2 separate regions of the Homo sapiens genome follow, and region 1 is linked to region 2. A link is a contact called in ENCODE Hi-C or POLR2A ChIA-PET data. All regions are on one chromosome and are shown on one strand. Each heading gives the region's core, a stretch centred on a gene start or an enhancer-like site at or near the end of the contact. The rest is flanking DNA. Distances are from core to core; before and after follow the strand shown. Region 1 overlaps SGPL1 (sphingosine-1-phosphate lyase 1). Region 2 overlaps SAR1A (secretion associated Ras related GTPase 1A).

Region 1 (4,514 bases), core at 714-3,213, 670 kb after region 2:
GCTCAGTCCCAACCCATACCTGTCTCCCCCAACCCCAACCTGTCACAAGTCTGGTCCTTCAAAATGTCTGACTGACTGTCTTCAAGGTGAGGTTCCCATGACCTCCTCTTGGATTGGATTAATTTGCTGGAACAGCTCACAGAACTCAGGGAAACATTTACTTAGGTTTACAGGTTTATTTTAAGGGATACTGCAAAGGTTACAAATGAAGAGATGCATGGGGCAAGGTATAGGGGAAGGGGTGTGGAGCCTCCATGCCTCCCTGGGTGCACCACCCTCCAGGAACCTCCATGTGTTCAGCTATCCAGAGGCTCTCTGAACCCTGTCCTTTTGGGTTTTTATGGAGGCTTAGTTACATAGGCATGATTGACAACCATGTAGAAATGTGACTGGACACAGGAGGCATGATCTCATACTAATAGACTGACCGGAAACCCAGCAAGGCCTGTCTGTTCAGGTTGTCGCTGGCCTTTCTGTGCAGCCTTCCTTCCTCCAGAATATGGGGCACAACCCTCCCAGGAATGAGGGTTTTTTGGCCCACAGTTGGACTAGAGTCTTGCTTTGAGGCAGGTAAAAGAGGACAGGAGAAGGTTGAGAGAGATTCTGTTTCCTGAGGCCCAAAGTGCCCCAGCATTATAATAGAAGACTATAACAAGGGCTATGGGGGTTATGAACCAGGAACCATGGATGCAAACCAATATATACGTATAACATCACAGAAGCACACTTTCCTGCTCACTTTCAATAGATACCACAAAGTTTGAAACTCTTCCAAGTATTAATTTTAAATTAAATTTACTCAGCTGCTTACTTCAGCTTTTAAAAGTAGGTTCTTGGTAATTTCGAAGATGCACTTTCCAAAGGGTGTTTATATAGTTGAAGGTCAGTCAGAGACCTAGGGATAGGTCCCTGCTTATTCTTTTGAGCAGGCTTACGTGTTGGAAATCTCTAGAGAAATAGCTTTAGTTAGGTTACACTTCTCAGCAAATATTCAGTATTCCTCATCTCTAATAGCAGCATGACTGTTGTAGGGAAGGAATTTCCACAAATGGTTATGAAAAGTCTAAGTGTCTTAACTCCCAGACAAAGATAGAGAATTCTGTTAGTAAGATAAGTATGGGACTGGAGAAGTCAGCTAACCTCTGCCCTTCCCCAATCGTGATATGCTCAGAGAAGTTAAGACTTCTTTCTGTGTGAGAAATACGGGATCTTTTCCACTAGATCTTGCTTATTATCCAAGAAATTATCATTTCTAGTTTTAGAGAATGATGAAACTCATTTGTGCTTTGAAATATAACCTGTATACATGTGCACAGTAAGTCATTTAGCTATTTATTGTCAGACTCTGAGAGTTCATAGCAAACTTAGCAACATTCCATGTGCAAATTTGCATATTTTTCCCCCCATATCTTACCTACTTGCCTTAGGCTGGGAGTCTATTTTCCTACAAAACTGGTAATTGCTCTTATCTCTGTGTCCTTCAGTGTGTTCCTCTGCTTATTGAATTCAGTTTTATGCATTTAGTCTTCTCTCCTAGTATAAGCTGCTCCTGATACTTTTAAATATGTATTTCAGAAGAGAGGTGCTCAGAATTGTTACTTAACAGAATCAGCATCTCCCTTTACTTGATGCCTTGTCCTGACCACAAGTACATTAATAAAGTGACCATTTAGCAGTGTTTCGGGTTCAGCTTTTAGGAACTTAGAAGCTGTGGTTTTCCATGAGTGCACTTCTGATGACTTGGGAACATTTCATATGTGTGTTCTTTCTGTGGCCAAGATGGTTTTGTTATTTCAGGGATGGAAAGATGCTTTGCCTGAATACTCCCATGCTAAGTGTATAGCAGTTGGTGCTTGGGGAATGGTACCAAGTGTACATATCTGGCAAGGCCAGGCTAGAAGGGAAAATGTAGACTCTTAAGCTTTTTGAGACGAACTTCTCAGATACTGGATCTCTTGACTCACATAGTGGAATTTTGGGGGAAGTATGTGGTTTGCTTTTTGTCTCCTAAGAAATGATGATTCAGTTTCCTCAAACGTTTCTCACAGTCACTACTGGTTGCTTGGAATGGCTGTCTGGTTTTGTTGCTCAGTTCTTACTTCTTTAATGACCCAAGAGGATTTTCCCTTTGGGGTTGTGATGTGTTTTTGATGATAAACTTTAATGCTTTTGGAGGCTATAAAGACAATAGTATTTTCTTACCTGTTTACCTTGCACTTTGAAGTTCTGTAGACTGTAATATGAAAGAAAATCAGATTAAATTAGCTTTGCTTTCTGGCTTTTCTTTTTTTGGTGGGGGGGCAGAAGCTGATAAGAATAAATATACTAACTGAGTCTCTTCTGTATTTTAACTTCACTCCCTAGGCTGAGGCTTAGTCCTTAGAGTAACATTTGAACTGGGTAGAACAGATTTTTCTTTTCCTCAACAGCCCATTCCTGCTGTAAAGCTCAGATTTATGGTCCTTCTGGAAAAAGTATTGAGCGTTGAATAGTTCAGGAAAACAAATAACAAATTCTGTCTTCTTTGCAGGATTGTGGGGTAGAAGATTTTGATTTTTATTAGTATCTGGCCAAAGAATAAATATTAGGCAGGAACAATGAATTGATATCTAGTAGAGTGACGTGACTGGGCCCTGACTTTTAACACTTCCCAGGAAAGCTTCGTGGATGTCTTTTCCCTGCTGCGTGAATACCGGGTAGCCATTAAGTTTGGTGATTGGGTGTCAGTAATATGTTAAGTCAGCTACTGGGTCATCTTTTAATAAAAGAAAAGGATGGGGAAGAGAATGGATTCTTAAGCAGTGTTGCCTGTCAGAATCACCGGAGGGAGGTTTACAAAATACACATTCTGTACTCTGACCCTGTGGGTGGGGTATTCTGACCCAAGAAGATGATTCGTTCCAGGAATCATGCTTCTTGGATGATATTGATGTACCCCCACTGGCTTTATGGAAAGAATATTGAAGAAGAAGATAGATTCTCTTGGGGGCTGTGCCTCTAGTTTGAAACCAGGGAAGGCACATTTTGGTATTAGTCTGTGGCCTCAGTTTCTTCATCACTGCAATGAGATTGGACTATAGGTGGTCTCTAAGGTTCCTTCAGACAGTAGCATTTTATGATTTTGAAGACAACTTTTCTGAAGTACTTTTCAAACTAATTTCTTTCCGTCTTTCTTTTGTAAGCAAATAAGTAGTATGAGTGTAAGTCTCTAGCTCAGAGAAGAATGAAGTTTGCAGTTCGAAAAGGCCATGCAATAGCAGTTCACTTCCCCAAAATGCTCAGCCCTTGTAGGATGCCGTTAGGTCATCTGGAAGTTCTGTATGCCTTCACTGGGAGCGTAGTGAAGATGAGAGCCTTTCCTTTGGCTCTTGGAGTAAACTAGCTGACAGGACTTTGAGAACTGTTGGTCTCCTGATTTGTGCCACTGATAGTTTGGCTCTGGAAAACTAGGCAGTGGAAAAAACAATGCATTTTAAACCAGAAGATTTGAGTCCTGGCTCCGCTATTTCCGAGCTTTGTGACCTGTAGGCCTCAATGTCTTCATCTGTGAAGGACAGGTTCAGCTCTGATGGCCTATGATGTGATGAACCTTGTGAACTTGTAGGCAGAGTGCCACGGTGTGCAGAGTCCAGTTACAGATAACCAGCCATTCTCCTCTGCAGATTCAACCCACTGCCACTGTGTCTTGTTAAGCTTAAATAGGAGAGATGTGGGAGAGAGGAGGCAGAAACATCCTAGGATCTTGCAAAACAAAACTGTCAAAAGTATAGGCAATATCATAATTACTTTATTTGAATAAACGTTGAGTTCCTGCTGTGTTGAAGATGCTGTTTTAGGCAGTGTAGGAGATAGAAGACTTATATCCTCCTCCTAATTTGTATTCTTATCAGCACCTGGTACCATAGAGAGTTCATATATTAAAATTATTTGGTTGTTCTCCCTAACCAGAGTTGAATTCTTTCCTTCTAGGACAAATTAACTCATAATGCAATAGGCTAATGCAGTTTGGCCCTGAGTGACTCTTGAGAAATACCCTGAGTTGAGGCACACTGGAAACGTGGCACATTAGAAATGCCAAGAAGAGGCCGGGTGCGGTGGCTCATGCCTGTAATCCCAGCTCTTTGGGAGGCCGAGGCGGGTGGATCACGAGGCAGGAGATCGAGACCATCCTGGCTAACACGGTGAAACCCTGTCTCTACTAAAAATACAAAAAATTAGCTGGGAGTGGTGGCGGGTGCCTGTAGTCCCAGCTACTTGGGAGGCTGAGGCAGGAGAATGGCTTGAACCCGGGAGGTGGAGTTTGCAGTGAACCAAGATTGCACCACTGCACTCCAGCCTGGGTGACAGAGCAAGACTCCGTCTCAAAAAAAAAAAAAAAAAAGAAATGCCAAGAAGACATTGTACAGGAGAATGAAGGGAAACTTTCTGTAGGGAAGTAGCTTTCCCAGAAACTTGACTCTATAATGAAGCTATAGAGATCAGTAAAATCATTAGGGCATTACTGTTTTGAACAT
Region 2 (4,897 bases), core at 1,145-3,644:
TCTTTTAACATATTTTCCAGTTACAAGGTAAATTACATTAATAAGTAAAAATGTAGTAAAGATTAAAATGGCAAGATGCTGTCCTGCTTTGTAAAAATTTTCAGTCAAGATTTGAGTTGAGTTTGGCTATATCAGGCAAATACTTAAAAGTTCATGAATAGTTATACATTATGGCTAACTTTATCCCAGCTCAATAGGGTAATATTGAAGGGGACTTCTGTGTATTATTTAATGCAACTTTTGACAAGTTTGAAATTACTTAAAAAAATAAATGAATAAAACAACTTCACTAAAGTAATAAGATCCTAATTCTAAAATGTAAGTAATTTAAAAGGTAAAAATGACACACTGCTTTTAAAAGGAGCTGGGAGGCACAAAAAAAATAAGTCAATAAACATGCTTTCCACTGAGTCATCACTTACCTTGCTCGTGCCCACCAAGATCAAAAGTTGTAAAGGTCATTCCAGCAATTGTTAGCTCTTCTGATGCTGAAAAATTGTTTAAAAAGAAGAAAAAAACTTGTCAACTCAACAACCCCCAACTACTAGTACTATAAGCCAATATCAATGCTTTCATCTTGTAAAGAAAAAGATACAAGAAGTTGAGTGTGGTGGTACCCGCCTGTAGTTCCAGCTACTCAGGAGGCTGAGGGCAGGAGGATAATCTGAGCCCAGGATTTTTGAGACCAGCCCAGGCAACGCCCCACTCCCAACAAAGAAAAGGAATACAAGGGTGAAATGTTCTTAAACTATTCTAAAAGCCAAAGGTTTCTTTTCTTCCAAGCTATTTTCCACTTCTTAGAAGTAGGTATAGGAGAGGTGTCCCTTTACAGGACCAGTGACAACAGATAATGACAAAGTTCCAGAGGTTTAGATCTGAAAGTACATAACCTGAGTGTGTCTTACAGGGAACTTTCTCGTATGAGTTGGCTTTTGGGACTTCAGTTAATAAAAGAACTCCACCAACTAGGGATTCATCCTCCACGCCTAACACTGACCTTTAAAGATCAAAAGGTCACCTGATATTTTCAAACCTACTCGGATGTAGTGTTGGAACATGTTGGCCCAATCTGTCATCTTTGAGCATGTGAAGAAGAGTGGTTTTGCCTGCATTATCCAAACCTAAGAATACAAGTTTTCCAGATTTCTTGTACAGTCCTAAAAGAGAAAAAAATTGTTAACACATTTGCTCTCTACAGACCAAAGCCTATTTGTAGTTAAATTACTGAGGGAAAGGCACAAACTTTGAAACCTGTATTTCAAGGAAATGGCTTTACCTAGGAACTGGAGCACACTGCTGAAGCCATTGTAGATCCACTCAAAGATGAAAGACATTATTAATGCTTACTACCTGTATAAAATATGAAAGTAGCAAACATTAGCTTTCTGAATGACAGTACAATTGTGGAGAGGTTAACTCTTGTTCCCTAGCCATGATGCACATTTATAGTCTCTTGTTTTCGGGAATAAGAAAGCAGGCCAGGCATGGTGGCTCACACCTGGAATCCCAGCATTTGGGAAAGCCAAGGCAGGCGGATCACTTGAGCCCAGGAGTTCACAACTGGCCTGGGCAAGAAAGCTGGACTCAATCTCTACAAATAACTAAAAAAATAGCTGGACATAATGACACACACCAAGAGTCCCAGCTACTCAGGAGGGTGAGACAGAAGAATTACTTGAACCCAGGGGTTTGAGGCTGCAGTGAGGCATGACGGTGCCACTGCACTCACTTGGGCAACAGAGGGAGACTCTGATAAAAAAGACAGGACAGGACAGGAGAAAGGAAAGGGAAGGGAAAGGGAAAGGGAAAGGGAAAAGGAAAGGGAAAGGGAAAGGGAAAGGGAAAGGAAAGGAAAGGAAAAGAAAAGAAAAGAGAGGGGAGGGGAGGCGGGGCAGGGGAGGAGGGGGAGGGGAGGAGGGGAAGGGGAGGAGGGGATGGAAGGGGAGGGGAGGAAGCAAAGTAAAGAGAAACTAATATTCTTTCTTGACACAGATTTTGCAATCTGGAGGAGAGTCTAGAATCCTTATATGTGCAAAAATAACTTGTTTCCTAATAGTTTTTGATCTATGATACTCAGAGAACTAGGAGTTAAAAATATAAAGGCATACCTCATTTGATGATACTTTGTGGATCCTGAGGTTTTCTGGTTTTTTTACAAATTGAAGGTTGGAAGCAGCCCTGAGTTGAGTAAGTGTATCAGTACCATCTTCTAACAGCATGTGCTCCCTTCATGTCTCTATGTTACATTTTGGTAATTCTCACACAATATTTCAAACTTTTTCATTATTCTTATATCTGTCATCATGATCTATGATCAGTGATCTTTGGTATTACTAGTATAATTGTTTTGTTGTGCCACAAACCACAACCATAGAAGACAGCAAACTTGACTTCCTCCACAGTCCTGCCCCCACCCCAAGCCTCCCTATTCTCCAAGTGAAAGTAACAGGTCTCTCCCTTGAAAGCAAAAGTTAGAAATGATTAAGCTTAGTGACGAAGACACATCAAAACCTGAGATAAGCCAGAAGCTAGGCCTCTTGCACTCAACAGTTACCCAAATTGCAAATGCAAAGGAAAAGTTCTTGAAGAAAATTAAAAGTGCTACTCCAGCAAACCCATGAACGTCAAGAAAATGAAACAGCCTTATTGCTGATAAAAAATAATAATAAAATAAAAACACGAGGTAAAAAAGCAAGTGCTGATGTAGAAGCTGCAGCAAGATAACTGATGAAGGTGGGTGGCTACACTAAACAACACATTTTCAATGTAGGCAAAACAGCCTTCTATTTGAAAAGCCATCTAGGACTTTCATAGCTAGAGGGGAGATGTCATTGCTTGGCTTCAAAGCTTCAAGGGGCAAGCTGACTCTCTTGTTATGGGCTAATGCAAGGTGACTTTACGTTGAGGCCAATATTCATTTACCATTCTGAAAATCCTAGGACCCATACTCATTTACCATTCTGAAAATCCTAGGACCCATACTCATTTACCATTTTGAAAATCCTAGGGCCCTGAAGAATGACACTAAATCAGTCCAAGTGGAGCAAGTGAGCGAGCAGAGTGGTTGTGTGGTTGCGTCTCGGAAACCAGTAGCACTTGCAGCATGGCTGACCAACTGACTGAGGAGCAGATTGTAGAATTCAAAGAAGTTTTTTCACTATTTGACAAAGATGGTGATGGAACTATAACAACAAAGAAACTAGGAACTGTAATGAGGTCTCAGGCAGAATCCCACAGAAGCAGAGTTACAGGACATGATTAATGAAGTAGATGCTGATGGTAATGGCACAATTGACTTCCCTGAATTTCTGACAATGATGGCAAGAAAAATGAAAGACACAGACAGTGAAGAAGAAATTAGAGAAACATTCTGTGTGTTTGATAAGGATGGCAATGGCTATATTAGTGGTGTAGAACTTCACCATGTGATGACAAACCTTGGAGTGAAGTTAACAGATGAAGAAGTTGATTAAATGATCAGGGAAGCAGATCCTGATGGTGATGGTCAAGTAAACTATGAGTTTGTACAAATGATGACAGCATAATGAAGACCTTGTACAGAATGTGTTAAATTTCTTGCACAAAACTGTTTATTTGCCTTTTGTTTGTAACTTATCTGTAAAAGGCTTCTCCCTACTGTCAAAAAAAAATATGCATGTATGGTAATCAGGACTTCATTCCTCCATGTGTTCTTCCCTTACTGTCATTGCCCTGAAACCTTATTTTAGAAAACTGATGAAGTAACATGTTGCCTGTGGCTTACTCCGGATATATCTAAGCCCTTCTGCACATCTAAACTTAGGTGGAGTTGGTCAAATAAGGGAACATCCGGGTTATGCCTTTTTTTAAAGTAGTTTTCTTTAGGAACTGTCAGCATGGTGTTGAAGTATGGAGTTGTAACTCTGTGTGGACTACGGACAGCCAACAATATGTACTTAAAAGTTGCACTACTGCAGAATGGGTGTATTATCCAGGTACTCCCAGGTACCTCACACACTGTTTTTTCTGTACTGCTGGTCCTGTACCAGAAACATTTTCTTTTACTGTTACTTGCTTTTTAAACTTTGTTTAGCCACTTAAAGAAAATGTGCTTATGGCACAATTTGCCTCAAATCCATTCCAAGTTGTGTATTTGTTTTCCAATTAAAAAAATTACAATTAAAAAAAGAATTATACTAAATCTACTCTGCCTACCACACATCTGTTTACAGCATGGTTTACTAAGTATTTTAAGCCCACTGTGAAGACCTATTGCTCAGAAAAAAAGATTTGAAGATATTACTGCTCATTGACAACGCACCTGGTCACCCATGGGCTTTGATGGAGGTGCAGAAAGAAGTTAATGTTGTTTTAATGTCTACTAACAACATCCATTCTGCTTCCCATGGATCAAGGAGTATTTTCGATTTGCCAGTCTTTCATTTAAGAAATATATTTCCTTTGGGAGGCCGAGGCGGGCGGATCACGAGGTCAGGAGATCGAGACCATCCCGGCTAAAACGGTGAAACCCCGTCTCTACTAAAAATACAAAAAATTAGCCGGGCGTAGTGGCGGGCGCCTGTGGTCCCAGCTACTTGGGAGGCTGAGGCAGGAGAATGGCGTGAACCCGGGAGGCGGAGCTTGCAGTGAGCCGAGATCCCGCCACTGCACTCCAGCCTGGGCGACAGAGCGAGACTCCGTCTCAAAAAAAAAAAAAAAAAAAAAGAAATATATTTCACAAAGCCATCAATGCCATAGACTGATTTCTCTGCTGGATCTGGGCAAAGTAAACTGAAAACCTCCTGGAAAGGAGTCACCATTCTAGGTACCAGTAAGAACAGTTATGATTCACGGGAAGAGGTCAAAATATCAATATTAACAGGAGTTAGGAAGACAGTGATTCCAACCCTCGTGGAAA

The links. Hi-C counts contacts between places; a loop is a spot of excess contacts on that map. ChIA-PET counts read pairs that join two places held with the same protein, here RNA polymerase II (POLR2A). Pooled maps may share reads with other maps.
Region 1: a pooled map shows a loop between it and region 2 (2.5-fold over the local background). The contact joins two enhancer-like sites. A Hi-C loop is called at or near these places in 3 of 50 pooled maps. POLR2A ChIA-PET finds 5 or more read pairs at or near these places in 2 of 52 experiments (Panc1 and endothelial cell of umbilical vein).

What each region holds. Positions count from the first base shown.
Region 1 is chr10:70,831,373-70,835,886 of GRCh38, forward strand. The region is part of intron 2 of SGPL1 (sphingosine-1-phosphate lyase 1); the gene reads left to right. Among named protein-coding and RNA genes, the nearest start is that of SGPL1, 18 kb to the left of the region's middle. Within about 2 kb of position 1,964, at least 6 of the 41 ENCODE cell types and tissues checked have a DNase peak (open chromatin) inside an H3K27ac peak, as active enhancers do.
Region 2 is chr10:70,160,582-70,165,478 of GRCh38, forward strand. SAR1A (secretion associated Ras related GTPase 1A) reads right to left here. Exons shown (of 7, transcript NM_020150.5): 2 at 1,277-1,350; 3 at 1,038-1,157; 4 at 423-488. The coding sequence starts at 1,334. It also overlaps the pseudogene CALM2P2. Among named protein-coding and RNA genes, the nearest start is that of SAR1A, 7.5 kb to the right of the region's middle. RefSeq lists an enhancer at 3,810-3,889. Within about 2 kb of position 2,395, at least 2 of the 41 ENCODE cell types and tissues checked have a DNase peak (open chromatin) inside an H3K27ac peak, as active enhancers do.